Regions from separate parts of the Homo sapiens genome. Here region 1 is linked to region 2. Evidence: read pairs that join two places in POLR2A ChIA-PET (ENCODE). Cell type or tissue: Panc1. All regions are shown on one strand. Each heading gives the region's core, and the rest is flanking DNA. Links, peaks and the distances in the headings are about the cores only.

Region 1 (15,766 bases), core at 2,587-10,586, 98 kb after region 2:
AAGACTGAGAAACTTTCCTTTTTGTAAAAAGAAAAAAAAAATAGAGATGGGGTCTTGTTATGTTGCCCAGGCTGGTCTAGAACTCTTGATCTTAAGTGATCCTCTTACCTCAGCCTCTCAAAGTTCTGGGATTACAGACATGAGCCACTGTGCCCAGCTGGGAGACTTTCCTTCCTCCATCCCCAAGGGCTGTAAAGACCTCAGAGGGAGAGAGATCTTAAAATTCTAAATAAGTCATGAAATAAGTAGGTCACCACATAACAACTGCTAGGATGACGTGCATATATTCACTCAAAAAAAAAAAAAAAAACAGGAAAGATGAGCAGTATAGGGTAGATAAAATATGCAAAATATTAAACTGTGATAAAATGATCAGATTTGCATTATTTAGTCAATTACAGCCCCCAAAACCCACAGTACATTTTTATGCCTGTTTTAAAGCACAACTAACAGTTTTAAATTATAGCACTTGAAACAACAACAAAAAAAACTACTATGAAATGCATCCTACGTTTTGGGAAGAGAGAAAAAAAAAGCCAACCCACTGAAAAATGGGAGTGTGCATTTGTCTTTAGAGACATTCTCTGAAGATTAAATGGCTCCCATATTTAGTCCAATACTGGGCTGGGAGTTAGGAGCCCGCAGTTTTTTTTTTTTTTTTTTTTTTTTTTAGACAGGGTCTGGCTCTGTTGCCCAGAATGGAGTGCAGTAGTGTAATCATAGCTTACTACAGCCTCAACCTTCTAGGCCCAAATGATCCTCCCACCTCAGCCTCCCGAGTAGCTGGGACTACAGGCGTGCACTACTACACTGGCTAATTTTTTTATTATTATTATTTTGTGTAGAGTCAGGGTCTTGCTATGTTGCCCAGTCTGGTTTTTTTTTTTTTTTTTTTGAGACAGAGTTTCACTCTTGTCGCCCAGGCTGGAGTGCAATGGCATGATCTCAGCTCACTGCAACCTCTGCCTCCCAGGTTCAAATGTTCTCCTGTCTCAGCCTCCTGAGTGGCTGGAACAACAGGCATGTGCCACCACACCTGGCTAATTTTTTTTTTTTTTTTTTTTTTGAGACAGAGTCTCACTCTGTCGCCCAGGCTGGAGTGCAGTGGTGCGATCTTGGCTCACTGCAAGCTCCGCCTCCCGGGTTCATGCCAGTCTCCTGCCTCAGCCTCCCCAGTAGCTGGGACTACAGGTGCCCACCACCACGCCCAGCTAATTTTTTTTTTTTTTTTGTATTTTTAGTAGAGACGGGGTTTCACCGTGTTAGTCAGGATGGTCTCGATCTCCTGACCTCGTGATCTGCCCACCTTGGCCTCCCAAAGTGCTGGGATTACAGGCGTGAGCCACCGCGCCCGGCCCACATCTGGCTAATTTTTTGTCATTTTAGTAGAGATGGGGATTCACCATGTTGGCCAGGCTGGTCGTGAACTTCTGACCTCAGGTGATCCCCCAGCCTCGACCTCCCAAAGTGTTGGGATTACAGGCATGAGCCACCATGCCTGCCCCCATGCTGGTCTTGAACTCCTGGGTGCAAGCAGTCTTCCCACCTCGGCCTCCCAAAGTGCTGGGATTACAGGCGTGAGCCACCGTGCCTGCCCCCAGGCTGGTCTTGAACTGGGTTCAAGCAGTCTTCCCACCTTGGCTTCACAAAGTGCTGGGATTACATGCATGAGCCACTGAGCCTGGACAGGGAGCCTGCAGTCTTATCTTGACTTTTCCACTGAGTCCTTGAGGGTCCCTTCCTTCTCTGAGCCTTGATTTCTTCAATGGCGAGTCCCTGGCCTGTCTTCCTGAGAGAATGCTTACATGGAGCAGAGGAGGAATGGATTTCCAGTACACTGGAGGTGCATACAAATGTGAGGAGAGAGAAGAGGTTCATTTTGGTGGGAGGGTCAGGCTCTCAACATGGACAGGGGAATTGCTTTCTGGGGAGGAGAGGTTCCCAGGTTGGTGACAGAGGTTTCTAGCTTGGGAGGGGATGACATGGAGAGTGAATGTGGGGTCTCTCCCTCTCTCCCCTTTTACTGTCCAATTCTGCAGCCCCTCGGGGGAGGAAAGACCGGGAGAGACTGGAGGCTGTTGCCTAGCAACGAGAGGCGCATCTGGATCGATGGGAAAGTCAGTGATGCTCCAGCCCCCAGCCCGACTCTCTCTTTGATCTCAGCCGGCCCAGCAGAAACCTGAGGGGATGCCCCCCAGGCAGCCAGCTTGATTGGAGCTGAGTCAATAGAGGGAATGTTCCATAATGAGATTGTATGGGCAGTGGAGGCAGCTGCCTGTGGCTTCTCCTGTCACCCTCCTCAGCAGGTGGAAGGGGCCGGACTGTCTGTCCAGCACACACCCTTCCTGCTGATAGCTCTGGCCTGGGTAGGGGTAGGGTAGGGGTACACATCACCATCCAATTTTGATTCTTGTTAGTCTTGCACTTCCAGGGACTCAGAGCCCAGCTCCCCCTGTTAGGTTTTGAAGGGAAGGCGAGGATTATAGAAAGACACACACACAGAAAGAGCACGGCTCAAAAGCAAATGCAGCTTTTGTTTTGTTTTGTTTTTTGAGATGAAGTTTTGCTCTTGTCCCCCAGGCTGGAGTGCAATGGTGTAATCTCTGCCCACTGCAACCTCCTTCCCCCAAGTTCAAGCGATTCTCCTGCCTCAACTTCCCGAGTAGCTGGAATTACAGGCGTCTGCCACCACACCCGGCTAAGTTTTGTATTTTTAGTAGAGACTGAGTTTCCCCATATTGGCCAGGCTGTTCTCAAATTGCTGACCTCAGGTGATCCACCCACCTCGGCCTCCCAATCACGCTGGGATTACAGGCGTGAGCCATCACACCTGGGCGCAAATGCAGGTTTTACGTCCAGCATAAAACCTTCAGAAGTGGGGGACCAACCTAATGTCAGAGCCCACCACTGCTTACAGGCTGGCACAATTTATAGGTATGGGCAGGAGGGGTCTAGGCAGTATGGCTTGCCCAGCAGGATATTGATAAGATGTCCCAATAATGAGGCAGTTCTGGCCCTTGTTCCAGCAGAATGTGGTACTCCTTGCATTTTCTCCCAGCAGAATATCGTAAGAGGAAGGCTGTTTCTTCAGTCGGGCCTTTGTCCACCTTGTGGTCAGGTGGTTAGGTAGGATGTTTCTCACGACCCGAACCACTGTGAAGTGTTTCACTTTGACTAAGGTCTGCAAAATAGCAGGGAGCTTACAAAATGGTGCAGTTTAGACTAACACTACCCAAGCCCTGCCAGTATCCAGGCCCCTGACACTTGGTCCAGATAAGAGAAACTGAGGCTCAGAAAGGAAAAGGGATCTGGTTATACAACTTCTAGCCCATCGTGCCTTCCTCTGCCTAGCTCCCAGGTGTGAGCCTGGAGCGGGGGTTGGGATCTGATCCTGGGGGAAGGAGAAGGAGGTGATGAAAACTGGGTAAAGCACACAGGCTTCTCCGATTTCACTGCAGGGTCAGTCCTCAAGGCCAGCTTGGGAGGGTCCTCAGAGAGCATGGGCTTCTGACACACAGGTGGCTCTCCCTCCATATCTCCACCAAGGCCATCTGATTTGCACCCTCCCGGGACACAGAGACCGCCACCTGCCATCGGTGACAGCTCAGTCATAAGACTGTTCTTTCTTGGGCTAAGCTGAAGCTGCTTCTGTAGAACATTCTCCCCACCCTCCACCCCACCCCCATCTCCATTCTTGCTCAGCAGCCCCAGGGAAGCTGTCTGCTCTTGGTGGCAAGGCTTCAGCCTCCCACAAGGCCACTGAGGGCCCTGACAGAGAGCAGGAAGACTGAGTAAGGCAGGGATTCTTTTGTTCCTCTAGAATGCAGGGGAGAAGAGACCAAACCACTACTTGCTTATTTCATATCAGTTCTGGCCTCTACAGATCTGTCTACTAGGTTGAACTCGTCTGTGTTGCTTTCTTTTCTTTTTTTTTTTTTTTTTTTTTTTTGGCAAGGTCTCACTCTGTTGCCCAGGCTGGATTGCAGTGGTGAAATCTCGGCTCACTACAACCTCTGCTTCCCGGGTTCAAGAGATTCTCCTGCCTCAGCTTCCCAAGTAGCTGGGACTATAGGCATGCACCATCACACCTGGCCTTTTTGTTTGTTTGTTTTTTGTTTTTTTCAGACAGAGTGTCGCTCTTGTTGCCCAGGCTGGGGTGCAGCGGCGTGATCTTGGCTCATTGCCACTTCTGCCTCCCAGGTTCAAGCAATTCTCCTGCCTCAGCCTCCCAAGTAGCTGGGATTACAGGCACCAGCCACCATGCCTGGCTAATTTTTGTATTTTTAGTAGAGATGGCCATGTTGGCTAGGCTGGTCTTGAACTCCTGGCCTCAAGTGATCCACCTGCCTCAGCCTCCCAAAGTGTTGGGATTACAGGCGTGAGCCACCATACCCGGCCTGTATTGCTTTCAGTAGCCAGTGTTGCTTGTTCTGATACCTTCCAGCTGTCTGTCATGCTGGTGTGCAGTGTCCCCACTGTCCTCTGTTGATCAGTCGGTCTGAGCTCCTGGCTTGGCTGGGTCTGTCCCATTTACAAGGCTCTGTATGACCTGTCCTGGGCTACATCAATCTGCACTGATCTCACCTGAGCATTGTTACCTGTTCTCACCTGGGCTGCATTACCTGTACTGTGGACTCCTCTGGAGGCAGCAGACAGTGGAGGCCTCCTTGTCCCTCCTTGTCCCTTGTCAGTGATGCTCCAGCCCCCAGCCGGCTTTCTCTTTGATCTCAGCCAGCCCAGCAGAAGCCTGAGGGGATGCCCTGGGCAGCCTGCTTGGTTGCCACCCAAATCTTTGCTCCAGGAACCCAAATCAGAGCCAACAAAGACAGGAGCCTTGACCAGAGAAGTCCTTCCTATCTATTCAAAGACAGGGCTGGGGCCGGGTGCGGTGGCTCACACCTGTCATCTCAGCACTCTGGGAAGCCAAGGTGGGTGGATCACTTGAGGTCAGGAGTTTGAGACCAGCCTGGCCAACATAGTGAAACCCCGTCTCTACTAAAAGTACAAAAAATTAGCCAGGCATGGTGGCACACGCCTGTAATCCCAGCTACTTGGGTGGCTAAGGCATGAGAATGGCTGGAACCCAGGAGGTGGAGGTTGCAGTGAGCCGAGATCACACCACTGCACTCCAGCCTGGACAACACAGCGAGATACTGTCTCAAAAACAAACAAACAAACAAACAAAGACAAGGCTGGACTCGAGGGCTTACAAAGTAGATGACCATGAGGCCCATGCAAATGTCAGCATGCACATAGTCTAGGCATAGTGAGAGCAGTGACCAAGGACCTCTCCCTCTGTAGTTCCCAGAGATGATGGTGGTAAAACAATAAGTAGTGAGCTCCCATCGGTGCAAACACAGGCGGGGTCTCAGCAAACAGTCCCAGGTGGCTGCTCTGTGCCAAGCCCTGTGCTGAGCACTAGGGATACAGATGTGGATTGGCCCAGTCTCTGCCCTTGGACAGCCCTCAGTCAGCCAAGGAGCAACAGTCATGCTAGATTGCGAGTAGTAGCCACAGGGTGACAGCAGAGGCACGTCCCCCAGGGAGTCCTTCCAGGCAGTCAGGGAAGGCTTCACGGAGGAGGTGATGCTTGAGCAGTCTTGCAGGAAGGGTAGATGAGGAAGAACCTTCCAGGCATGAGGAACAGCATGGGTCAGTGCATTCTTGGGTGGAGTGGAATGTGGTGTGGAGCTGGACAGGGATAGCGTAGGACTGGGCACATTGCCAGCTAAGCCACCAGGGCTTTCTCCTGTGGTCTGCAGGCTCGCCCTCTCTGCCTCACCGGCCCCGGACACCCCATCTTGGCCCTGGAAACTTTGCCAGCCCAGCCACCTCCATTGCCCAGCACAGACTGAGACGGCAGGGAAAGGGTCAGCCCGAGTCCTGCCCAGGCATGGCTGGACCCAGCCCTAGACTGAAAAGGGGAGGGCAGAAGAGGGACCACAAGGGCTATGGTCAAAACACAGAGCTGCAGTGCCCGCACCCTTGCAAGCCAGGCTGCCTGCCCCTCCAGGAACCAGCCCTCCCACCCCCAGCCAGCCCCAGCCTTGGGGCTCTGGCCAAGATTTTCCTCCAGCTCCAGCAGGGGCAGCAGGAAGCTCCAGCTGCTGAATTATTGAAAGCAAGGCTTTCAGCAGTTCCCCTCCCCCCACCGCGTCTTCTGGAGGGTTGGGTAACAAACAGCCGTGCCAGCACCAGCGCCTCTCCAGAGAGACTCCAAGGAGTCATGGAGGAAGCTCACTGGGCTCTGCCCGCTCCCTGAGCCACCTCCTCCCAGGCCTCTCCCTGCAGTGTCTTCTTACCCGTCTTTTTTTTTTTTTTTTTTCCAGACAAGGTCTCACTTTGTTGCCCAGGCTGGAGTGCAGTGGCGCAATCTCAGTTCACCGCAACCTCCGCCTCCTGGGTACAAGCGATTCTCCTGCCTCAGCCTCCCAAGTAGCTGGGTTCACAGGTGCCCGCCACCACACCCAGTTAATTTTTGTATTTTTAGTAAAAGAGTTTTGCCATGTTGGCCAGGCTGGTCTCGAACTCCTGACCTCAGGTGATCCACCCGCCTCAGCCTCCCAAATTGCTGGGATTACAGGTTTGAGCCACTGGGCCTGCCCTCCTCTTTTTTTTTTTTTTTTTTTTTGAGACGGAGTCTCGCTCTGTCGCCCAGGCTGGAGTGCAGTGGCATGATCTCAGCTCACTGCAAGCTCTGCCTCCCAGGTTCACACCATTCTCCTGCCTCAGCCTCCCTACTAGCTGGGACTACAGGCGCCCACCACCACGCCCAGCTAATTTTTCATATTTTTAGTAGAGACGGGGTTTCACCGTATTAGCCAGAATGGTCTCGATTTCCTGACCTTGTGATCCACCCGCCTCGGCCCCCCAAAGTGCTGGGATTACAGGCGTGAGCCACCGCGCCCCGCACCTGCCCTCTTCTTACCCGTCTCTACTGGTCTCTACTGGTCTGTGTGGGTTTGTATCTGTGAAAAGTACCATGATTGGGCTATGAGTGTTTGTAATGATTTAAAATGGTAATTATTGACCTGATCTGTTCTGATTTATATGGATCTATATTTCCTCCTGGTCTAACTCATGCCTGTAATGGTTTAGACTGATTGGCATAGTTCATGGCTGATAACAGCTAACACTTAATGCATAGAGCTTATCGCCTACCCAGGCACTGTACACACGTTATTCCTTTACTCCTTACCCTGAGGTGCGGGTACTTATATTAACCCCATTTTACAGATAAGAAAGAGGTTAAGTCACTACGCACACATAGTAAGTGATTTGAACCCATCTGCTACTGGCTGATCGGCACGGGTCTGTCTTGGTTCATGTGGACTGGGTTATCAGTTATCCTTTAAGGGCCTGAGGGCATCAGGTTGCAAGAGAGAGTTGAGCACAGTGGCTCACACCTGCAATCCCAGAGCTTTGGGAGGCCAAGGCAGGAGGGTTGCTTGAGTCCAGGAGTTAGAGACAAACTAGTGAGACCCTGTCTCTACAAAACTTCTAAAAACTAGCTGGACATGGTTGTATGCACCTGTGTGTAGTAGTGGCCAGCTACTTGGGAGGCTGAGGTGGGAGGATCACTTGAGCCCAAGAGGTAGAGGCTGCAGTGAGCCATAATTGTACCACTACACTCCAGCCTGGGTGATAGGAGACCCCGTCTCAAAAAAAAAAAAAAAAAAAAGTTGCAAGAGAGATCTTTCCAAAATGCAAATCTGACCTCCCCAGCTCAATACCCTTCACTGGCTCCCTATTGCCTGCAGGGTGTGGTCCTAGGTCCTCAGCCTGAGTCTGAAGGCCCTGGGGACCTGGCCCTCCCTCCCCTCCTGGCTTAGTGGGCTCAGCAAGACAAGCCCATGTTTTGTTTTGTTTTTTTAATTTTTTTAATTTTTTGAGATGGAGTCTCCCTCTGTCTCTCAGGCTGGAGTGCAGTGGCGTGATCTTGACTCACTGAAACCTCTGCCTCCTGGGTTCAAGCAATCCTCCTGCCTCAGCCTCCCAAGTAGCTGGGATTACAGGCACCCGCCACCATGCCTGGCTAATTTTTGTATTTTTAGTGGAGACAGGCCAGGCTGACCAGGCTGGTCTCGAACTCCTGACCTCCAATGATTCTCCTGGCTCAGCCTCCCAAAGTGCTGGAATTACAGGATTGAGCCACCGCGCCCAGCTTCAAGTCCATGCTTTTCCCTCTTTCCTCTCCATGCCTTCTTCCTGCTCACCCCCACACCCTGACCAGGACATCCTTCTCCTCCTCCTTTGTCCCGCCAACTCCTACTTATGCTTCAAGATCTCTCCTCCAGGGAGACCTCCTAGCTATGCTCCTCTCCTGACGCACCCCAGCTGTTAGATGTCTCTGCCATGCATCCATCATCCCCAGCATGATAAGCACCAGTGCTTCTCCTTCTGCATTTCTCTCGTGTCCTCTGGTGAACCCCAGAGTAGCCACTCACAAATAGCTGTGACCTGAATGAATGACCCAACCCTGAAGTTGATGGGGTGTCTCTTGGTCCTCTGGTCCTTACCCCCCCAGCCCCACGCTCTTGGGCAGTGAGCACAGGGGAAGCTTTCAATATAAAGTGTTCAAGGCTGGAGGTCTGCAGAAGGGTCCTTACACAGGGAAGGGAAGGGTCAGCAGGAGAGTGCTCCAGGGAATATGTCCCTGTCATGGCTGCACCTGGCTTCAATGCCAGGATTTGGAGTGGGGACACACCTAGATTCCTTGGACATGATGCAGATGGCTTTTCTTTTCCAGCTTGATAAAGTATCTTGACAAACGATTGTTGCACACACTTATTTTTAACAAGACCCAGAATGAGTTTCACAACTTAAGGACCTGGTTTCATGGGTATTTATCAGTTCTGTCTCGTTTCTGACAGTTGGAAAGAATCTTTTTCCTCAGGAGGCACATCCTTGCCCACCTGCTGTCACCACACTGGGCTTTTTCTCTGGAAGGTCTCATCCTGCGTTTGCAGCCACCACCTTCACAGGAATGCAGTTTCCTGGATCATAAATTCCATTCCACTGTAGCCCTCTTAGCCAAGGGTCCCTGGATCTTAACATGCCCTTGGCTTTTGCCTTCCCTTCCCTTCCCTTCCCTTCCCTTCCCTTCCCTTCCCTTCCCTTCCCTTCCCTTCCCTTCCCTTCCCTCCCCACCCCTTCCCTCCCCTCCCCCAACTTGCCCCCCTCCCCCTCTCCCTTCTCTTCCCTTCCCTCTTTTTTTTTTGACAGAGCATCCCCTCCCCTCCCCCCAATTCCCCCTCCCCTGCCCCCACTTCCCCTCTCCCCTGCCCCCACTTCCCCTCTCTCCCTCTCCCTTCTCTTCCCTTCCCTCTTTTTTTTTTTTTTTTTTTTTGAGACAGAGTCTTGGTCTGTCCCCCAGGATGGAGTGCAGTGACACGATCACAGCTCACTGCAAGCTCCGCTCCTGGGTTCAAGCGATTCCCCTGCCACAGCCTCCTGAGTAGCTGGGAGTACAGGCGCACACTGCCAGTCCTGGCTAATTTTTTGTATTTTAGTAGAGACCGGGTTTCACCATGTTGCCCAGGCTGGTCTCAAACTCCTGAGCTCAGGCAATCTGCCCACCTTGGCCTCCCAAAATGCTAGGATTACAGGCATGAGCCACCGCGCCCGGCCAAAGACACATCTTTCAAAGGCACATGTCTAACATCATTCTCTTCATGAAACCTTCCCTGACCATCCTAGGCAAAGGTAGAGCCTCCCTGGTCTCTTTTTTGCTCCTGCAGGACTGGGTGGGTGGGTGGGAGAATGGCATCAGAATCTCTTCATAACAAGCCTGTTACCGCAAGAAAGGATGAATGAATGATCCCACTAAGCTACAAGCTACAAGACTAGGGAATATTGTCTCCGTCGAGGTATTGCTCCTCACAAGAGGGTATTAGCTACGAGGGTCTGCCCACAGACCCTGACCCAAATGATGAATAAAACGTACACTGATACACAGAGATTCTGTTTTGCCAGTCCTGCTGAGTGACCGCCTACACACCAAGAGAGGTTTGTCACTGTGGCCGCCCCGATCAGCTAGGGAGACTCACATTTATTCATTAAGATTAGTTAACAAAAGCTTGAGTCAGCGCCATTAGAGGTAATTGACATTGAGGACTTCCCGAGTAAAAAGCACACATCAAAGGCTCGTCTTGAGACCACATGAGTAAACAAGTTAACTAGATAACTTCCCCACATCCCGTTATTTACTACTCTAATCTATTTAACTGAAGGTAATGGGACCAGCCCACCTTCGCCCCGGTCTATTACCGAAGTCATGTGAAAACCCTCAGGCCTTCCGAAAGGGTTTTGTGGCTATCATAACTAATATTTTTTCCACCAGCCTGACCGAATCCCAACACTCCATTTTACAGATGAGGAAACTGAGGCTCGGAGAAGTTTAATGACTTTTCCTGATCACCCAGGCAGAAGTAGTGGAGCCAGAATTTAAGCTAAAGTCTTCTGACTCCAAGTCCTTGTCCTGGTCTAACACTCTTTTTCCTGGCCCCAGTAGAAGACAGCAGAAAGATCTTAGAAGTAAGAAGGTGGTTAAATTGTGTGACCACAGACGAAGTGCTCAAGTGCTTACTTGAAGCTGTGGGAATCTGTACCTTTGAGCGTGTGGAGGCTCTGAGTCCTGACATTACCTCTGGGGAGGCATGCCTCTGGCTGGCAAGGCCAGGAAAAAAAAGCCCCTAGAGGAACGGTGCTGCCCCCCTCCCCGCCCCCCCCGCCCCTTTCCCCGGCAAAAGAGGCTTCTCAGCCCCGGCAGCAAATGGGGCCCCCTGAACTGGTGATGGGGGTGCTGTCCGTGGTGCTGGAGGACTGCGACGCTGCCAGAGACAAGGGGAGCAGGGAGGAGTTTGCTCACTCCTGTAATCCCAGTGCTCTGGGAAGCCAAGGCGGGGGATCACTTGAGGCCAAGAGTTTGAGACCAGCCTGGGCAACAACGTGAGACCCTGTCTCTACAATAATAATAATAATAATTAATCTCCAGTGCCTTTTACGAGACATTCATTGCATACTAGGTACTGTGAGGGCATTTCCCATGCATTAGTCCTTTACAACAAACCTATGAGGAAGATGCTATTATTAAATAGTTTCATTTTACAGGCAAGGAAACTGAGACCCAGAGAGTTGAAGTCACGTGCCCTAGGTCTCTCAGCTTATGAATTCCCAAAGATCACTCTCCTGTCTCCCTCTCAAATCAGGGGTCCCCAGGGCAGGGCTGGGCCTCTTCCCAGACTCATCTGTGGTCCACTTCTCACTACAGCCCATTCCCTCTCCCCCAGACCTGACCAGGTCACTACGATCTGAGCATCTTCTCCCTCTGAGCCCCAGGGTGAGTGCTGACCTCATTAGCTAAGAGGCCTCTGTGCCTGTCAGCAGCTGACTTTCCGAAACAGGCTGGACCCTGCAGTACAGATGAGCTGTTTCACCTTCAATTAATCACTTGCAGGTAGCAGCATCCAGTTTGTGGCCCACTGTGTCCACACCCAGGCTTGCTCAGGAAACCCAGGCTTGGGCTTGTGGGAGGGAGGCAACTCCAGGGACCCAGCCAGGAGGCTGGGAAATCAGGCCTCTAGGCTTTTAACCACTTCCTGGCTTGTAGAAGAAGGAGTGTGCCCCTTTGGCAAGCATTAAACTAGGGCTTCATGACTTAATCTACACATGGGTTTGGCTGGCTCCAGCATCTGGGCTTGCCCTTGGGAGCTGACCCAGTGCTGGGGACAGCCTCAGTTGAACTCTAAGGGTGGCCGGTGGGGCCCCGGCTCCTGGCTGTATCAGCAGAAAGGAAGTGGGCTGAAGGTCTGGTGTTATTTATTTATTTATTTATTTATTTATTTATTTTATTTTTTGAGATGGAGTTTTGCTCTTGTTCCTCAGGCTGGAGTACAACGGTGTGATCTCAGCTCACTGCAACCTCCGCCTCCTGAGTTCAAGCAATTCTTCTGCCTCAGCCTCCCAAGTAGCTGGGATTACAGGCATGTGCCACCACACCCAGCTCATTTTTGTATTTTTAGTAGAGACAGGATTTCACCATGTTGGTCAAGCTGGTCTCAAACTCCTGGCCTCAGGTGATCCACCTGCTTCGGCCTCCCAAAGTGCTGAGATTACAGGCATAAGCCACCACACCCAGCCTGGTGCCACACACTTAGAGTTAGTATTACCCAGACTTCCAGAGTAGGAAAGGACCCTTGGGGTCTTTGAGTCATTGTTCAGTGGGAGAAACAAGGGTGCAGAGAGGGGAAGGGACTTGTTCATGGTCTCACAGCCAATCAGTGGTAGGGTAAAGACTTCCCATGTGCTGCTCTCAGCCAATCAGTGGTAGGGTAAAGACTTCCCATGTGCTGCTCTCAGCCAATCAGTGGTAGGGTAAAGACTTCCCATGTGCTGCTCTCAGCCAATCAGTGGTAGGGTAAAGACTTCCCATGTGCTGCTCTCAGCCAATCAGTGGTAGGGTAAAGACTTCCCATGTGCTGCTCTGCCTCCAAAGAAGTACAGTGTCAATGCCCCCAAAGACCAGAACAAGTTAGAGTTAGGGTTCAGATTATAGCTCTAGACTCCATATCTGCCTGCTTGCCCCTGCAAACCCCTCACCCTCAAGCACCTCCAATTTGTTCTCCGTGTTCCCCATCACAATAAATGGCTGCACCATCCACCTGGTCACCCAGGCCAGAGACCCGGTGTCATCTAAGCTGCCTCCCCCATCCCACATCCAGTCAATTACAAACCCTGCCAGATTGGCCCATTTATTTCTTGAATCCTGGTTGTCCTCACTGGCTCTGGCAGCCCTGCCTCCTGCTCCCTCCCAGCCTTGCTGGGAAGCCTGCCTTGACGAACCAAGCAGGGCTACAGACACTTCTCCAGTTCTCTTTTATCACACTATGCTGCTGTTTACCTGTCAGTCTCCTGAACCAGCCTGTGAGCTTCTACAGGGCCATGATGGGGTCATGTTCATCTCTATACCCACAGCCTTTAATAACGTGAGGCCAAGAGTAGATGTTGGGTGAGTGTTTGTTGAGTGAATGCTTGAATATCGTTTCTATCTCATGTTTGAACAATTCCTGTAATAGGGACCTCATTCATCCTACGACAAACTGCTTAGTTTTGTTTTTTGTTTTTCTGTTTGTTTTTTGAGACGAAATCTCACTCTGTCACCCAGGCTGAAGTGCAGTGGCGCAAACTCAGGTCACTGCAACCTCCACCTCCTGGGTTCAAGCTATTCTCATGCCTCATCTTCCCAAGTAGCTGGGATTATAGGCACGCACCACCACATTCAGCTAATTTTTGTATTTTTAGTAGAGACAGTGTCTGACTATATTGGCTAGGCTGGTCTCGAATTCCTGACCTCAAGTGATCCACCCGCCTCTGCCTCCCAAAGTGCTGGGATTACAGGTGCAAGCCACCACACCTGGGCAGAACTGCTTCATTTTTAAAGAGTTTTGATTATTATAAAATAAAAACAAAACAAGACAAGACTCTTTTTTGAACTGAGCTGAAATCAACACTAGATGACTTGCCTGTGAGAATCTTGGGGCTCTGTTTTGCAGATTGGCTAGGGCCTTGCTCCTCTTAGGGAATTCTAAGGACCAGTAGTATTGGTGTTACTTGTTAGAAATGCAAATTCTCAAGCCCCACTCCAGATCTATCAAATCAGAAACTCTGGGGGCGAAGTCAACAATCTGTGTCTTGCTGGGCGCGGTGGCTCAAGCCTGTAATTCCAGCACTTTGGGAGGCCGAGGCGGGTGGATCATGAGGTCAGAAGTTCAAGACCAGTCTGGCCAACATAGTGAAACCCTGTCTCTACTAAAAATACAAAAAGTTAGCCGGGTGTAGTGGTGTGCACCTGTAATCCCAGCTACTCAGGAGGCTAAGAAAGGAGAATCATGTGAACCTGAGAGGCGGAGGTTGCAGTGAGCTGAGATCGCACCATTGCACTCCAGCCCAGGCAACAGTGCGAGACGCCGTCTCAAACAAAACAAAACAAAACAAATCTGTGTCTTAACAAGTCTTCCTGGTGATTCTGATGCCCAATAAAATTTGAAAATGGCTATTTCTAGACCACTGCCCACCTCCCCCTAATTTGTGGTCCATACTTGGGCTATATCAGGAGAACCTGGGGGACGTGAGCAATTTCATCCCCAGAGACTTTTTTTTTTTTTTTGAGACAGAGTCTCACTCTGTCACCCAGGCTGGAGTGCAGTGGCATGATCTCTGCTCACTGCAAGCTCTGCCCCCTGGGTTCACGCCATTCTCCTGCCTCAGCCTCCGGAGTAGCTGGGACGACAGGCACCTGCCACTACACCCGGCTAATTTTTTGTATATTTAGTAGAGACAGGGTTTCACCATGTTAGCCAGGATGGTCTCGATCTCCTGACCTCGTGATCCACCTGCCTTGTCCTCCCAAAATGCTGAGATTACAGGCATGAGCCACCGCGCCCAGCCGAGACTTTGATTCAGTAGATCTGGGTTGGATTCCAGGTAGAACTGACATATGAAATATAGGACACTCAGTTAAATTTGAATTTCAGATAAACAACGGATAATTTCTTAGTAGGATTATGTTCCAAATATAAAATTCAAATTTAATTTAACTGGGTATCCTGTGTTCCTATTTGGCAAATCTGGCAATGCTAGCTAAACATCACTACTTCTAACAAGCCTCTCAGTCGATTCAGCCAGGTTTGACCTAAATCCTCTACAATCCTTCATATATTTGAAGCTAGGCATTCTGACCACCTGTATATTCTTATAATCTTCCCCCTCCTTGGCACCCTATTTTTGTTGATATATCCTAAGATAACATGCATTTTTGGCATCCACATTGTGATATTGACTCAAATTGAGTCTGTGATCATTGAAAATCCCTATAATCCTTCCCAAATATTCTGCTTCTGAACTATGTCTACCCCATTCCAATTTTAGTTTGGGACCCAGCTTCAGAATGTGGCACTTTTCACTATCCTGTTTCACTTTCTTCTTCTTCTTCTTTTTTTTTTTTTTTTTTTTGAGACGGAGTCTCGCTCAATTGCCCAGGCTGGAGTGCAGTGGTGCGATCTCGGCTCACTGCAATCTCTGCCTCCCAGGTTCAAGTGATTCTTCTGCCTCAGCCTCCCGAATAGCTTAGATTGCAGGCATGCACCACCATGACTGGCTAATTTTTGTACTTTTAGTAGAGACGGGGTTTCACCATGTTGGCCAGGCTGGTCTCGAACTCCTGACCTCATGATCTGCCCACCTCAGCCTCCCAAAGTGCTGGGATTACAGATGTGAGCCACTGCACCTGGCCCTGTTTCACCTTCTTAGATTCTTCCAATGTCTCCGGCTACTGAGTCCTTTTAGATTCTGACTGTATATCCATGAGCCCTCTCAGGCTGTGTCCTCAGTGAATTTGATTGTCAGACTACCAGTGTTCTATCCAGTCAATAGTGAACATATTGGATCAGATGTGGTGAGAATAGAGCCCTGTGATTCTCCACTAAATACCTACATCTAACATGACATTGATCCATTAACCAGCTCCTTTTGAGTATAGGTCAATCAATCAACCAATTACAACAAAATGGGATATTAGCACCCACCAGGACAGTGTCACCTTATGAAATCTCACAGTGAGGCCAGGCGCAGTGACTCATGCCCGTAATCCCAACACTTTGGGAGGCCGAAGCAGGAAGATCACTTGAGCCCAGGAGCTTGAGAGCAGCCTGGGCAACATAGCAAGATCCCATCTCTACAAAAAAAAATTAAAAATCGTCTGGGCATG
Region 2 (15,766 bases), core at 5,091-13,090:
TGTGGGAAAGATCATGGAAATGAAGATATAGTCATGTCTTAAACTGTATATTTTTTGTCCTCATGCAGGTACAAGGCTTTAAGTACATAATATATAATCAGTATCACTTTTTTTTTTTCTTTGAGACAGAGTTTTTTTGCTCCTGTTGCCAAGGCTGGAGGTGCAATGGCGCGATCTCGGCTACCTGCAACCTTCGCCTCCCAGGTTCAAGTGATTCTCCTGCCTCAGCCTCCCTAGTAGCTGGGATGACAGGCGCCCACTACCACGCCCAGCTAATTTTTTGTATTTTTAGTAGAGACAGGGTTTCACAATGCTGGCAAGGCTGGTCTCGAACTCCTGACCTCAGGCGATCCACCCACCTTGGCCTCCCAAAGTGCTGGGATTACAGGCATGAGCCACCGTGCCCAGCTCAGTATCAGATTTTTACAGAAGGACTGGCTAGAAAAAGAACAATGAAACAAGCAAAAGGTGTTACGTTGTGCTTAACTGCTTCCTGAGAAAAAAGAGCTTATCAGAATGACTACTAAGATGTCTTGTTGTAGAAACTGAATTGATTGCCCTGAAGGGAGTATTAAGGGATTAATAAAAATTAAAAAAATAAAAATAACTGAATTGAGAAACCCAAAAAATGGGCACTCCAGCCCATTTTAATAATAATTATTATTATTATTATTCAAGTTATGTTGTACATATTCGGTTTCAAAATTTAAAAATTTAAAAATTAAGCTTTATTAATTTGGTTCATCAATTTAAATTCTTGCTATGATTTGTAAGAACAGAAAAGTAGCTGGTGACAATCGTATGTTCAACATAAAAGGATTTTGTGTTAATGACATGGCTGCCTATCTCATTTGCAATGGAAATATCTTGTTTAAAGGACCTATACAGGTACTACAAGAGTATACATGTTTTAACATTAAATAGCTACTAAGAATAGCAAGAAAGAAAACAGAGCAAAATAAACAAGCTTCAGAAAAGTATTAGCAAACAACAATATTTGCTGAATAGCACTGGGTGCAGTGGCTCACACCTGTAATCTCAGCTCTTTGGGAGGCCAAGTTGGGAGGATCACTTGTAATTCAGGAGTTCAAGACTAGCCTGGGCAACACAGGGAGATCCCGTCTCTACAAAAACTAAAAAACTCAGCCAGACATGGTGGTGTGTGCCTATAGTCCCAGCTACTCAGGAGACTAAGGCAGGAGGATCACTTGAGTCTGGGAGGTCAAGCCTGTGGTGAGCTGTGACTGTGCCACTGGGCTCCAGTCTAGGAGACAGAGTAACACCCTGCTTCAAAAAAAGAAAGGAAGGAAGGAAAGGAAAGAAAGAGAGATGTGTTGCACAGTACAGCATTACATGGAAATACTGCAGTGGGTATGAAAATTATTAGGTGCTGAAATTTAAATTCTAAAAACAAAAAACATCTAAGTGTAGATAAAGTGTTTCTCGATAAAGATAAAATGGCTTAAAAATTTTAAGGCAGGCCGGGCACGGTGGCTCACGCCTGTAATCGCAGCACTTTGGGTGGCCGAGGCGGGCGGATCACGAAGTCAGGAGATCGAGACCATCCTGGCTAAGATGGTGAAACCCCGCCTCTACTAAAAATACAAAAAAATTAGCCGGGCATGGTAGCGGGTGCCTGTAGTCCCAGCTACTCGGGAGGCTGAGGCAGGACAATGGCGTGAACCTGGGAGGCGGAGCTTGCAGTGAGCCGAGATTGTGCCACTGCACTCCAGCCTGGGCAACAGAGCGAGACTCCGTCTCAAAAAAAAAAAAAAACAATTTAATGCAGTTCGGAAAAGATTTTTCTGGAGTTGACCCATATGCTGAAAAGGCTGCTCACCGCCGGCATGTACAGGGATTGGAGAAAACAGAAATGATGTGGGAAAAGATGTGGGCAAGAGCGGATCACTCTTCTGGATCTCAGAAATTTTAGAAAGCAAATACTGTGGGATGCAGTAGGAACAATTATCCGTTTATGGCAAGGCTGCCTGGGCAGTTTTTAAACAGGTAAGAATGAATTCTTATATTGCATAGGCCCTTAGGATACCATCTAGAAAGTTTAGTTGGTGGGAATAACATGAATTTAAAGTTTTTAAGCAGTTTTGATAAATTGAGTACAAAGGCTATTTTATACTACCACATTCTTCACAACGTCAGAGGAACTGCCCCAAGAAATTTATATGATTACTGATCTGAAGTTAGTTAGGTTAGTTCAGGTGTAAAGAGTGTTTATTTACTTATTTGAAAGGACATTAACTTGCAGCCAAAGGCCAAAAGGGCTTCTCTAGGGACATTCAGTTTAAAAAACATCTCTTTCATATACAGTATGTGCAGACTTCATGTTGGACACTAAAGATACCGGAGATACATGCACAGGACTTGGCCACCTAACTATGAAACACACAGTGTAGAAATGGAAAATAGGTGGCTTAGTGGCTCTTCAAACAGGAGAAATCTGAGGCCATATCCAGGTGTCTGATATAAACTAGTGATGCCTTACAAATAGGCATGGTGATATTTGTACTAGTTAATTACCTCTTTACTTTAGTACACTAATTTAGAAGTCTACTAAATTATTATAGAACAAGAACACATCACACTTCCGAGCAAAAGAAAAACATCAAATCCAAGTTGAGCAATTTTCTAAAACATATTATTATACAGCATATATGCTTAAGTACTACAATATACATATTCTAAGTTAGTACAGCTATCCCATCAACATTTCATGTGGGCTCAAGAATAAATACAAAACCTCAGTTTTTAGTTCTGATAAAAATGAAAGACGTATGTCACATGAACTCTGAATTTTTCCATATTAAGGATATCTATCATGGTTCCTAACTTAAAAAAAAAATCAATAACAGCTCACTTGTTTTAACTCCAAATGTTTTACTCTAGAGAGAAAAAATACCTAGAGAAAGACAGCTACTTACTTACACAGTCTAATTACATTTCTGAAGGGCGAGAAAGCAAGCTTTTCTCCTTTACAAACTGAATTCAATATCTAAAAATTATTTCAACACAAGTCCACTGCTTATTAGCCTAGTGATTGCTGACCCCAGCTAGAATATAGCTAAACAGTTAAACACCCCTGCTGCTTTTCTAATTTCCTTTTTCTTTCTAAGACTTCCTTACTGCATAGAAGGAACTTTCGGAGCTAATTCTGAGTTTAATGGTTATAGAATGTTACAACAGAATTAATCCCTATTTACAAAATGAATTCCTTTACAGGCAGTCTTATGAATTATTGCCACTGAAATTATGGGTCAGAAATTATGGATAAAAGAAACAGGTGTGGAAGTCACAACTACTTGACATTGGCAAAATCTAGCTGTGTAACCTTGGACAAGTCACTTATCCTCTTTGGCTCTCAACTTCCTCATCTATAAAATAAAGGGACTGAAACTCCATAGTTGCTAAAGTCCCTTTCATTGTCTAAATTCTGTCCTTTCTCTAACTGAATGAAAAAATTCAAAATCAAAATACAAAGAACAAAACAGAATTCCACAACAACAACCCTTAAAATTACTGCCACTGGCCTAACAATGGTTGCACAGAGTTAAAGGTCTACTATGGCAGTTTATACTATTTACAAGGTCACAAGTCAAAAAGGCCTGTTACTAAAAGCACATAATTCAAGTGGCTTCAAGGTCAGAATTTCCACACAAAGATGATCCAAACACCACTGAGTTGCAGTGGAAAAGTACTAGCCTCAGAGTTGGGTTTTAGCTTGATTCAGAGGCTTTTCTTAGGTAAGTAATTTAACATCTCTTGGTCTTGATTTTCTCCGGTATAAAATGACAAGGTTGCACTATATTATCCCTAAGACCTTTTCTCAAACCAAAGCTCTATGTTTCTATGTGGTTATTCTCAACCTACCCTTTTGTAATGCATCCCTTCCAAAAACAGCTTGGTCTGTTTATAGATTTCTTGGCCTGTCTTGTGGAAGGTCTTGAGAAATTCTATGAACTCCTTAGACACTCTATCCGTTTCAATGCTGGTTCGCCGGTTTATGGAAGGACTGGCTTTTGCTTCCTGAATTTCTGCTGGGAAAATTAAACATAGAAAGTTTCATGACATAAAAGATCCATGCGTGGAATTACTTTAAGTATCTTACCTAAGGTTATTTAAATTATGCTTCATCAAGGTTAAACTTGAATTTAAATCATTTTATGTTTGAATGATTGGACAACTTACCTTAAAGTAAACTAAATCTGTTTTACAAGTAGGAAGTATGAGTAGACAAAACTACATTATCTAAAAGATATTCCTACTGAAATAAAAGTTGTTCTATTAATATTTTCTTTGCCAAAATCTACCATGCTTTCATCTATATCTTCAATCATGAACACTGAAATGGCACCACTAGGCTTCTCAAAGACTGCTGGAGTTTATAAAACCAGTCAACAAATAGAATAACAATCAATAGAAGCACTGAAATGTTAGATGACTTATAAATGTTAGACAACCTTTCCAAATCCCATTTTACTTGACAAAAAGGCAAAGGTTAATGTGTTTGTGTGGAGACTCACAATTATTTACCCACCATTTCGTTGGTGAGTCATACTGATCAAAGTGAAAGAATGAATCCAAAGTATTAATAGCATGATGAACACGACAAAGCATACAATGAAGAGACAAGGGAAACATGCACTACACTATCCCACCGGCTGGGCAGACAATTCTTTCCCCTCTTCAGATAAACACACTGAAAGGAAAATGGGACATTTACACAAGAGAGGTAAGGATGTTGTAATAGGCAGTAAGTGCTTTCAGAAAGTATGAACTACCACTTGGTCTTTGACCACATTCTAAGCCTCCTGATTTTGAACTATGCTCTCTAATGTTTATAAGGAATTTAAGTTCCCCATATCCCAATGATTTCCTAAAAATAATTTTTTAAAAAGGTATGTTTTATTTGATTTTTTTTTTTTTTGAGACAGAGTACTGCTCTGTTGCCCAGGCCGGAGTGCAGTGGCAAGACCTCAGCTCACTGCAACCTCTGCCTCCTAGGTTCAAGCGATTCTCCTGGCTCAGTCTCCAACTAGTTGCAATTACATGTGAGTGCCACCACATCCAGCTAATTTTTGTATTTTTTTTTTCTTTTTTTGAGACGGAGTCTCACTCTGTCGCCAGGCTAGAGTGCAGTGGTGTGATGTCGGCTCACTGCAACCTCCACCTCTTGGGTTCAAGCGATTCTCCTGCCTCAGCCTCCCAAGTAGCTGGGACTACAGATGTGTGCCATCATGCCCAGCTATTTTTTGTATTTTTAGTAGAGACGGGGTTTCGCCATGTTGGTCAGGCTGGTCTCGAACGCCTGACCTCAGGTGATCCGCCCACCTCGGCCTCCCAAAATGCTGGGATTACAGGTGTGAGCCACCGCATCTGGCCAGAAAAAGTATGTTTTAAAGATATTAACCTGCCTATTCTACAGTTTCTTAGAGTAATTTCTTTTTTTTTTTTTTTTTTTTTGAGACGGAGTCTTACTCTGTCGCCCATGCTGGAGCGCAGTGGATCTCGGCTCACTGCAACATCCGCCTCCCAGGTTCAAATGATTCTCCTGCCTCACTCTCAAGTAGCTAGGATTACAGGCATGCCCCCCCACGCCCAGCTAATTTTGTATTTTAGTAGAGACAGAGTTTCACCATGTTGACCAGGCTGGTCTCAAACTCCTGACCTCAGGTGATCCTCCTATCTCAGCCTCCCAAAGTGCTAGAATTACAGGTACGAAACACCGCGTCTGGCTCTCAGAGTAACTCCTTATAATCTTTTATCTTCAGGACTCTTTTTTTTTGAGACGGAGTTTCACTCTTGTTGCCTATGCTGGAGTGCAATGGCGCGATCTCGGTTAACAACTTCCACCTCCTGGGATCAAGCAATTCTCCTGCCTCAGCCTACCAAGTAGCTGGGACTACGGGCATGTGCCACCACGCCTGGCTAACTGTGTATATTTAATAGAGAAGGGGTTTCTCCATGTTGGTCAGGCTGGTCTTGAACTCCCGACCTCATGTGATCCGCTTGCCTCCTAAAGTGCTGGGATTACAGGTGTGAGTTACTACGCCTGGCCTAACATTTCTATTTCTCCAAAATTTTCTACTAATAAAATTTTACATGTACCAAATGAAATATGTACATTTTAGCATTACTTGTAATAGCAAAAGACTGGAAATAACTGGCCATCACTGATGGACTAAATAAATTATCCTTTAATCCATAAAATAAAATGCCATAGGGTTTTAAAATTAAAAAGTATGCTTCTTGTGTACTGATATGGAAAGAGCTCATAAATGTATTGGAAGCAAAAACATAAATTAGCAACATAGTGAGATGCTCTCTCTACAAAAAGTAAAAACATTAGCCAGGCATGGTAGTGCGTACCTATAGTGCCAGCTATTTGGAGGGGCTGAGGCAGAAGGATCACTTGAGCCCAGGAGTCTGACTGCACTCCAGCCTGGGTGACAGAGTGAGACCTGGTCTCAAAAAAAAAAAAAAAAAAAGTAAGGGATGTACACTGTGCTGTGTTTTATATAAAACAGGGGGTAGCGGGGTAAGAATATATGTGTTTATAAATTAGAATAAAAGCACAGAAGGATACATAAGAAACTAATAACAAAAGTTCTGTGAAAGTAGGGGAGCAATAGGCCGGGCGCGGTGGCTCACGCCTGTAATCCCAGCACACTGGGAGGCTGAGGCGGGCGGATCACGAGGTCAGGAGATCAAGACCATCCTGGCTAACACGGTGAAACCCCGTCTGTATTAAACATACAAAAAATTAGCTGGGTGTCGTGGCAGGCACCTGTGGTCCCAGCTACTCGGGAGGCTGAGGCAGGAGCCACTGCGTGAACCCAGGAGGCAGAGCTTGCAGTGTGCCGAGATCGTGCCACTGCACTCCAGCCTGGGCGACAGAGTGAGACTCTGTCTCAAAAAAAAAAAAAAAAAAGTAGGGGAACAATAGCAGTGGTACTTAGGAACTAGATGGGCGAGAGACAAAGTAGAAAGGAAACTTCTAACCATACCTGTTACGTTTGAGTCATTTGGATATACTACCTATTTTTTTTAAGCACATAAATAAATCAGGTACAATCTAATTCAAAACAAAAAGGGCAACATCTTTTCTAAAATTCTTTTATGTAAATAAAAAACCAAAGACTGTGCTGACATCTGTATGATTAGGAAAAAATTCTTTATCAAAAATCCTTCTCTGTCTGATAATTCCGCTTCTAGTCATGATGGAATACTCTGATGGCATCAGGTTTACCCTACTATCTTAACAACTGAAGGGTGAGACAAATATATGAACAAAAGGTTTTCAGACATTGGATGACAAGCAAACAGCAGATTAACTCCTGAAAGAAGGGAAACAAATACAGTCTGTCCTAGAGTGTCCCAGCTCACTGCTGGGAGAGTTTTAAAGTCATGGCACAGGGAGAGGCCACTCAAACAGAGCCTAGCTGACTTGCTGAATTGAGGAGACAGCATTTGGAGTTCAGGGAGGCCGATGTGACCAGAATTTGCATGGCAAAATATCATGCAAACACTACGGAGGGGAGAGGGCTACACAGAAAAAGCTCCAGGTATCTGCAGAGGGTTCCCTTGAGTGTGGCTGAGTACTGCACATGCATATGAGGAAACTACCCAAGATGAAAGAACCACCAAGTAACATGTAGAACCACAGCACAAAGGACAGGAGGAAGAAATATAAGAATCTTGTTTAAGATTCTTATATGTAAAGTCGTATAATACTATTATTAAAAAAATTTTTTTCTGTAAAGTGGTATAAATATTATTTGAAGGTAAGTTAAAGACGTATTCTGTAAACCCCAGAACAACCAGTAACAAAAACCAAACAAAACCAAACAAACAGAACAAAGAGGTGTAGCTAACAAGCTGATAGTGGAGATAAAGGTGTGGTCATAAAGAAGGCAAAAAAAGAGGAGAAATGGAACTAAAACAAGATGAGATAAACACAAAAAGCAAGATGACAGGAGTAAAACTTCCCTTATCAAAAATCACATTAAATATAAGTGCTATAAACAGTCTGATTAAATGTCAGAGATTATCAGATTAGATTAAAAAACAAGACCTCACTTCATGTTGTCTGTAAGAAATTTACTTTAAATATAAAGATACAAATATGTTAAAAACTAATGAAAGGAAGAGGATACTCTGAAACAATGAAATAGAGCTTAAGTGGTTATACCAATGTTAGACAAAGTAAACTTAAGAACATGGACCATATTATCAAGAACACAGAGAGGTATCTCATCATAAAAAAGGGGTTAATTCTTCAAGAAAACCCAGCAATCCTAAATTTGTATATACTAATAACACTGCTTCAAAACACATAAAACAAAATTTGATAGAACTGAAAGGAGAAACAAATTCACAATGATATTTGGAGATTTCAATACTCCTCGCTTAGTAATTGACAGAGAGGTGATTTTTAAAAAGTCAGTAAAGACAGAAAACTTGAATGATGTTATCAACCAACTTGACCTACCTGACATTGATAGAACACTCAACCCAATAAAAACATAATACATATTCCATCTGACAAAATAATAATGGTAGCATAAACTTACATATAGGTAATGCCTGTTATGCACTAGGTACTTTTACAATGCTATTTTGTATAATCCTCACAAGTCTATCAGGTAGTACACTTATGATATTTACAAATGAGGAAGCTGGGGCTTGAATATGTTAAGTAACTTGAATAATGTTGCAGTCACTTATAAAGACTGGAATTTGAACCCAGGTCTGTGCGCTTAAATCCAAAGCCTGAGCTGTTGATTATGCTACAACTACCTCAGTAAGCCAAAGAGAGGACTGAAGACTCTTAGAATAACACCAATCCCTCTGACTTTAGAGGTCTGTACACCAGTCAAAGACAGGAAAACCCTACTCATTTCCTTTATTGCTTTGCTTATAACATGCTTCCCTCCCACACATACTTTTCCAAAGAGACACTTTTGCTTAAAAAAGAAAAAAAACTCCTTTTAAAATGTAAATGAAGATTAATTCTATTAGCTACTTAAGATCATACAAGTTACTAAAATCAACACTTTGTTGTTTTTCTCTAAGCTTGCTAAAAATCAACCCCTACTAAGAGGCCAGAAGTTTGGATTAGAGAGGGGAAAGTGAGAGACAGTTCAAGTGTTTGGTACACAGGGAGGAGGTGAGTTATGTTTGAACAGCCAATAGGGATTCAGTGTGTAAGGTGAAAGAAGTGAAGAAGAAGGAAACAGGGAAAAGAACAACCTCACCCACATTACAGTTTATAGTTTTGCCTAGGGCTCAAATGGCAAGTGCTTGCTCTTCAACTTAAAGTCACCTTGCGTTTTTTTTTTTTTTTGTTTTTGTTTTTAATCAGGGTCTCGCTCTGTCACCCAGGCTGGAGTACAGTGGCATGATCGCAGCTCACTGCAGCCTCAACCTCCCAGGCTCAAATGATCCTCCGACCTCAGCCTCCAGAATAGATGGGGCTACAGGCACTAGCCGGGCTAATTACTATCATTATTTTTAAGAGATGGGATCTCACTGTTACCCAGGCTGGTCTTGAACTCTTGGGATCAAGCAATCCTCCTGCTTCAGTCTCCAAAATGCTGGGATTACAAGCATGAGCCACTGGACCAGGCTGCACTTTATGTTTTTAATACAGAAACAAAGCTTGTATTTCAGGAATAGCAAGTAGACCATGATTATCAAGCCTTCCATTGCCCAATCTTTCTCTCTCTCTCTCTTTTTTTTTTTTTTTTTTGGAGAAGGAGTCTCACACTCTGCAGCCCAGGCGGGAGTACACCAGCGCAATCTCGGCTCACTGCAACCTCTGCCTTCCAGGTTCAAGTGATACCCCTGCCTCAGCCTCCCAAGTAGCTGGGATTATAGGCATGGGCCACTATGCCTGGCCAATTTTTGTATTTTCAACAGAGACAGGGTTTTGCCATGTTGGCCAGGCTGGTCTCCAACTCCTGGCCTCAAGTTATTTGCCCGTCTTGGCCTCCCAAACTGTTGGGATTAGGGGCATGAGCCTCTGCACCTGGCCGTCTCCATGCTTCTTCCACAGCCTGCAGAACCATGAGCCAAATGAACCTCTTTCCTTTGTAAGTGATCCAGCCTCAGGTATTCTTCTGTAGCAATGCAAAGGGATTAAGCCATTGTTTTATGTACCTTACAGGATAGTTACCAAATTCAGGAAAATTTACATTGATACAATACTTTTACTCAATTGAAAATCCATATTCCAATTTTCTCAATTGTTCACAATGAGCAGTTCACAATTTTCCCAGCCTTTGTTTCTCTCGGCATGACATTTCTGAAGAACACAGGCCAGGTATCTTGTTGAATGTCATTTAGATTGGGTGTCCTCATGACTGGATTCAGGTTGTTAAAAATTTTCAGCTTAGATATTTCATAAATGATGTTGTGTTCTCAAAGTGTCATGTCTGGAAGCACGTAACATCTATCCTTGCCCCATACATCCCCATTTTATAGTTACCATTTCTCCATTTATAATTAATGAATAATCTGGCTGGGCATGGTGGCTCACGCCTGTAATCCCAGCACTTTGAGGCTGCAGTGGTGGGATCACTTGAGGCCAAGACCAGCCTGGGCAACATAGCAAGACCCACCTCCCGTCTCCACAAAAAAAGGAAAAAAAGAAAAATAAATAAATACATAAATAATTCATAGGCAGTGAATTTGAGATCATGTTCATAACTTGTTTCCTAGGAAACTCGCTCCCCTCATCCCAGATTTAGCACCCAGATAAACTTTACCTGAATCAATTTTTACTACTAACATGACTATAACCTCTCTATTTTATTATTATTATTATTTTTTTTTTTGAGACGGAGTCTTGCTCGTTGCCCCAGCTGGAGTGCAATGGCATGATCTCGGCTCACCCCAACCTCTGCATCCCGGGTTCAAGCGAGTCTCCTGCCTCAGACTCCCAGTAGCTGGGATTGCAGGCATGTGCCACCACGCCCAGCTAATTTTGTATTTTTTTAGTAGAGACAGGTTTCTCCATGTTGGTCAGGCTGGTCTTGAACTCCCAACCTAAGGTGATCCGCCTGCCTCGGCCTCCCAAAGTACTAGGATTACAGGCATGAGCCCCTGTGCCGGCCGTATTTCTCTATTTTACTAGTTAAATTAACACATGGATTATGATTTTGTTCATTTATGGTCCTTATTTATTGATTTCTTCACTTTATTTTATTTTTTTTAAGACGGAGTCTCACTTTGTTGCCCAGGCTGGAGTGCAGTGGCACAATCTCAGCTCACTGCAACCTCCACCTCCCGGGTTCAAGCGATTCTCCTGACTCTGCCTCCCAAGTAGCTGGGATTACAGGCACGTACCTCCATACCTGACTAATTTGGTATTTTTAGTAGAGACGGGGTTGCGCCATGTTGGCCAGGCTGGCCTGGAACTCCTGACCTTAGGTGATCTGCCCACCTCGGCCTCCCAAAGTGCTGGGATGACAGTTGTGAGCCACTGTGCCTGGCCTTATTGTCCTTATTTATTTTGACACTCAAATTATCCCAGACTTGGCCAGTGGAAACCCCTCCAAGCTGGCTTCTAGATCTTCTGAAATGTCCTCGAAATATTGAAGGGGCCTTTTTTTCCCTGCCCCAGCCCCAGAATCAGTCATTTCTCTAAGAAGCCCTGGTTCACTTTAACGAATAAAGTGTTTAGAGTCTAAGGTCTGGGTGGTATTGGTATTTTAACTCTAAAAAAGAAAAGATATGCTTTGTAGGATTACTGTCTTCAGATCCATTTGTGAAAGAGGTACACAAGATTCTACTTGTGATGACAAGATTACAGGAGTTCTGAAAGAAAAGGGCACTTTGGAATGTATAAGCAAGTATCTCAGCTTGGCCAACCACTATGACTTCCTCACTCACCCAGACTGTGGAGACTAAAACACTTTAACTGAGTCTTCACAGTCAAGATTTACTTTCTCTGAAGGCGTATCCAACTCTAAAAGAATGTGAAAATAGTCTTCAAATTCCATAGAAGTTTATTTGTATTTTGTCTGCTTCCAAGCTGCTATGTATGGCGTAAAAGCTTTCCTTTATGCTACTAATAGAAACAAGTAAAATACCAAGAGCAAGGGCATCATGGACTAAAGAAGATAAAGAATACAGAATCCAAAAAGTCTGTTTCTAGTCTAGGCCCAATACATTAAAACTGCACTTAGGCTAACCTTATCCAAACACAATGGCCAAACAAGTAATCAGTGTGAAATGCAAAATTTACCTGGCTAAGTTATATTAAGTGATCTGTGAAACAAAGACATAATGGAATCTTCTTTTCTAACATAAATTTTTAAATGCTTTAAGGTCTTTATCCCCAAAAGCTTTCTACTGACAAAAAGCAACTAAAGAACAAAAAATAGAAAGTACAAATCTACCATTCGAAAAGATGGGGGGCGGGGGGAAACAAGAACAAAGGTAAAAACCGTTCTGCATACATATTTTTAAAATAAAAGTCACTTGGATTGTTTCTTTTTTTAATTAATTAATTTTTTTAGAGATGGTGTCTCACTCTGCTGCCCAGGCTGGAATACAATGGCACAATCACAGCTCACTGGAGCCACTAACTCCTAGGCTCATGTAACCCTTCTACCTTAGTCTTCCAAGTAGCTGGGATTACAGGTAGGTAGAAGCCACTGCACCCAGCTCCAGAATTGTTTCTTTTTAAAGTACAGACTCTGCACTAAATTGTAAATCTTCTTTCCATAGTATCATGCACACTGTACAGAGGCTTTTGGGACATAGGTTTTTAAAATCACCAAGGGGAGTCAGCGAATATAAATGACAATTACGTACTTAAGTAACAGAAACTTAATTATATATATATATATTTACTATTTATTATACACATTAAATAACCTGGGTTTCTGAAGTATACACATTGAATAAAGGAATATAATGGAAAAATATTGACCCAGGAGTTAGGAGACCTGAGTTCTCATACACAAACAGATTGTGCAACCTTGGGTAAATCAGTTAACATTTATGGACTTTCATATTGTCATCTGCAAAATGAGGCTATTCGAGCTGATAATTTTATAATTTTTTTACTATTTCATCTGTTATAAATACTTATCATTTCACTACGTATCATCAAGAAACAGACTTTAAGCTAAATAGAAATGAAGGATCTTAATAATAAATGGCCTTTAGCTCCCTGCAAGATTATTCTATCAGAAGAATAACTTGCATTTTAAAAAAGCTAACACTTACTGGAGATCTAACGTGTGTGTCGGGCACTATGCTAAGCTCTTTACATATGTCAACTCATTGAATCCTCATCACATATCTCTGATAGGTATTACTGTCCCTCAGTGTGGACAAGACTTGGAGTTGTTAGTCCGCCCAGGGTCACAAAGGTGGTAAATGACAAAGCTAGGACTCAAACCAGGAGTGACTCCAAAGTCACCTTACTAACCACCTGGAAATTTCACCTCCTAATAAATAAATCATGAGCCGAATACATACTTATTTAATCTCTGGCAGGTGCTAATTTTTTTCCCCTTTTTAGTAGAGACAAAATAGCTACAACTGGCAGCCAACCAAGAAACAACCAAATTAATCATGTAATCATGCAGGTGGTTCCGGATAATTTTTGTATTTTTTGTAGACATGGGGTTTCACCATGTTGCCCAGGCTGGTCTCAAACTCCCAAGCTCAGGTGATCCATTCATCGTGGCCTCCCAAAGTGCTGAGATTATAGGCATGAGCCACTGCATCTGGTATCCATGTCTTAAGGAGAAGTGTGTTTTTGGTAAGCAATATTTCCTTTTATTTCCTTATAATAAAACAAAAGGAAACAGCAAAAGTCACAAAACCTAGAAGATTGGCAAGGGTCTTAAGGGGTAACACTGTCTTATTATTCATTCCCCTGCCTCCAGGGGAGAACTCATTACAATTACCCCAGGGTAGGAACTGGGGAGCAAGAGAGGGGGCTCCCAGAAAACAGGTCTTCTGACAGCATCAGTGTCGGTTCCCAGTCTCCCTCATTATTTCACATTGACTGCATAACTCTGAGTACCAACATAAATTTTCGGAGACCAAGGCCTAACGACAAAGATTCTTTCTTGCTTCATGTTGGGCCATTTCAACTGGCTTGTCTGCTCAATTGTAGAACACCTGTGACTTACGTGACAATCTTCTTGCTGGTTATATGGCACTTTAAGAAGCCGGGTGAATATGATCACCTACATACAAACCCATGCACTGGAAAACAGCTACTATGGCTCACTTTCATCCCCCCAAGAGCCCAACGTGGGCTTTTTCCTATATGCTCTCAATACACTTCCCCAAGACACAAGCTGTCTCTCAAATAAGCTCTCGGGCAGAAAATCTCTCTCTCAGATGACTTTCAAGCCTAGAAATCACCATTTCTGACAAGCTATGAACAGTGAGGGTATTATGCCACAGAACAAACCAAGATCCACAAATGCACAAAAAACAAAACATCCAAAGAGACAGTCACTTGGATAGGCATGAATTTCATAAACAAAACTACCTATTTCAATTCTCTTGACTCCTCCTACAGAGTAAACAAATTTCTCTAAAACACAATGTCTTTTGACCAAAGAGAGTATGGGTTTCATATATTGTCTGACCCTCAAACCCAATTTCAGTCTCAAATCTGAGCTGATGTTCTCAAAAAGTTGACAGAAATTACAAAGCTGAGCCTATAAGCATTTTGGATCTACTCTGTGTCTCACTCAGGCAGAGAAGAAAAAAAAGAGTATCAGAACATTACCCTTCTTTGATCCGACCCTGGAAGACGCACTGAAGATTTCTTCACTGTGGTAACCTCGTGGGTCTTCTCGTTGGTTTTCTTTCCTTCAAACTTGGAGAATGTGAGGGATTGGGCCCCTTGGCTGCTCTGACTGCTGGCAAAGGCCTCTTCCTCCCACTGGAGTCTGCAATTCAAGAGAGGATTAGAATGATCTAGATATTCTCCAAGATTTCTCTGTATCTGAAGGTTATTACTCCATTTATTCAGGAGGATCTAAAGATTTTAGAACTAGAGACTAAATATGCAAAATCAGTCTGAGGTCTCACATAGCTACAGGATGGACTGCTCTTCATGCACTACAGATTTCAAATGGGATCTTCTCATGCTCATTCAGCAACTGCTCTAGGGTTACATGAAAGAAACCAAGTCTAGTCCTTTTCCCCAACAAGCTCAGTGAAATAAAGAAAGTCTAGTCCTTTTCCCTAACAAGCTCAAGGTTGGAACAAACAAAAAGGTAAGTAAACAACTGCTATATAATGGGACAGCTGCTACATCAGAGAGTAAAAATTGAGTGCTGTGAGAACACAGAAAAGAACAACGCAATCTGCTGGAGGAGTCTGATGAGGCTTTACAACGGTGCTGTTTGGGGTGAGTCTTAAAGGACAAACAGGATCCTTTTTTTGTTTCTGTTTTTTTTTTTTTTTTTTTTTGAGACAGTGTGTCACTCCATCACCCAGCCTGGAGTGTAATGGCACGATCTCAGCTCACTACAACCTCTGCCTTCCAAGTTCAAGCAATTCTCATCCCTCAGCCTCCCAAGTTATTGGGACTACAGGCACACACCACCACGCCTGACTGATAAGGATGATTAGGATTCTACGTGAAAGGACATTCCAGGAAGAAGGAACTACGAATGTGCAAGCCTGTGGTTTGCTTCACAACAAGCTGAATGTAGCCAGAGCACTGGCGTGTGATGAACTGTGATGCTGGCTACACAGGAAGGCACCA

The links. Peaks named below come from ENCODE experiments on the same cell type or tissue, not always from the same donor. Only the 100,000 strongest peaks of a DNase experiment are listed, where the experiment ranks them.
Region 1: POLR2A ChIA-PET joins it to region 2 with 12 read pairs; 2 of 35 experiments call an interaction of 5 or more read pairs at or near these places.

What each region holds. Positions count from the first base shown.
Region 1 is chr7:76,214,750-76,230,515 of GRCh38, forward strand. The region is part of intron 1 of SRRM3 (serine/arginine repetitive matrix 3); the gene reads left to right. Among named protein-coding and RNA genes, the nearest start is that of SRRM3, 21 kb to the left of the region's middle. RefSeq lists enhancers at 8,041-8,541, 9,880-10,384 and a silencer at 10,729-10,929. In Panc1, for the core only: no CTCF peak of the experiment used is centred there; no DNase peak of the experiment used is centred there.
Region 2 is chr7:76,113,841-76,129,606 of GRCh38, forward strand. No RefSeq gene overlaps it. Among named protein-coding and RNA genes, the nearest start is that of MDH2, 74 kb to the left of the region's middle. RefSeq lists enhancers at 3,511-3,805, 6,227-6,728, 6,729-7,228. In Panc1, for the core only: no CTCF peak of the experiment used is centred there; no DNase peak of the experiment used is centred there; H3K27ac peaks cover 1,091 bases.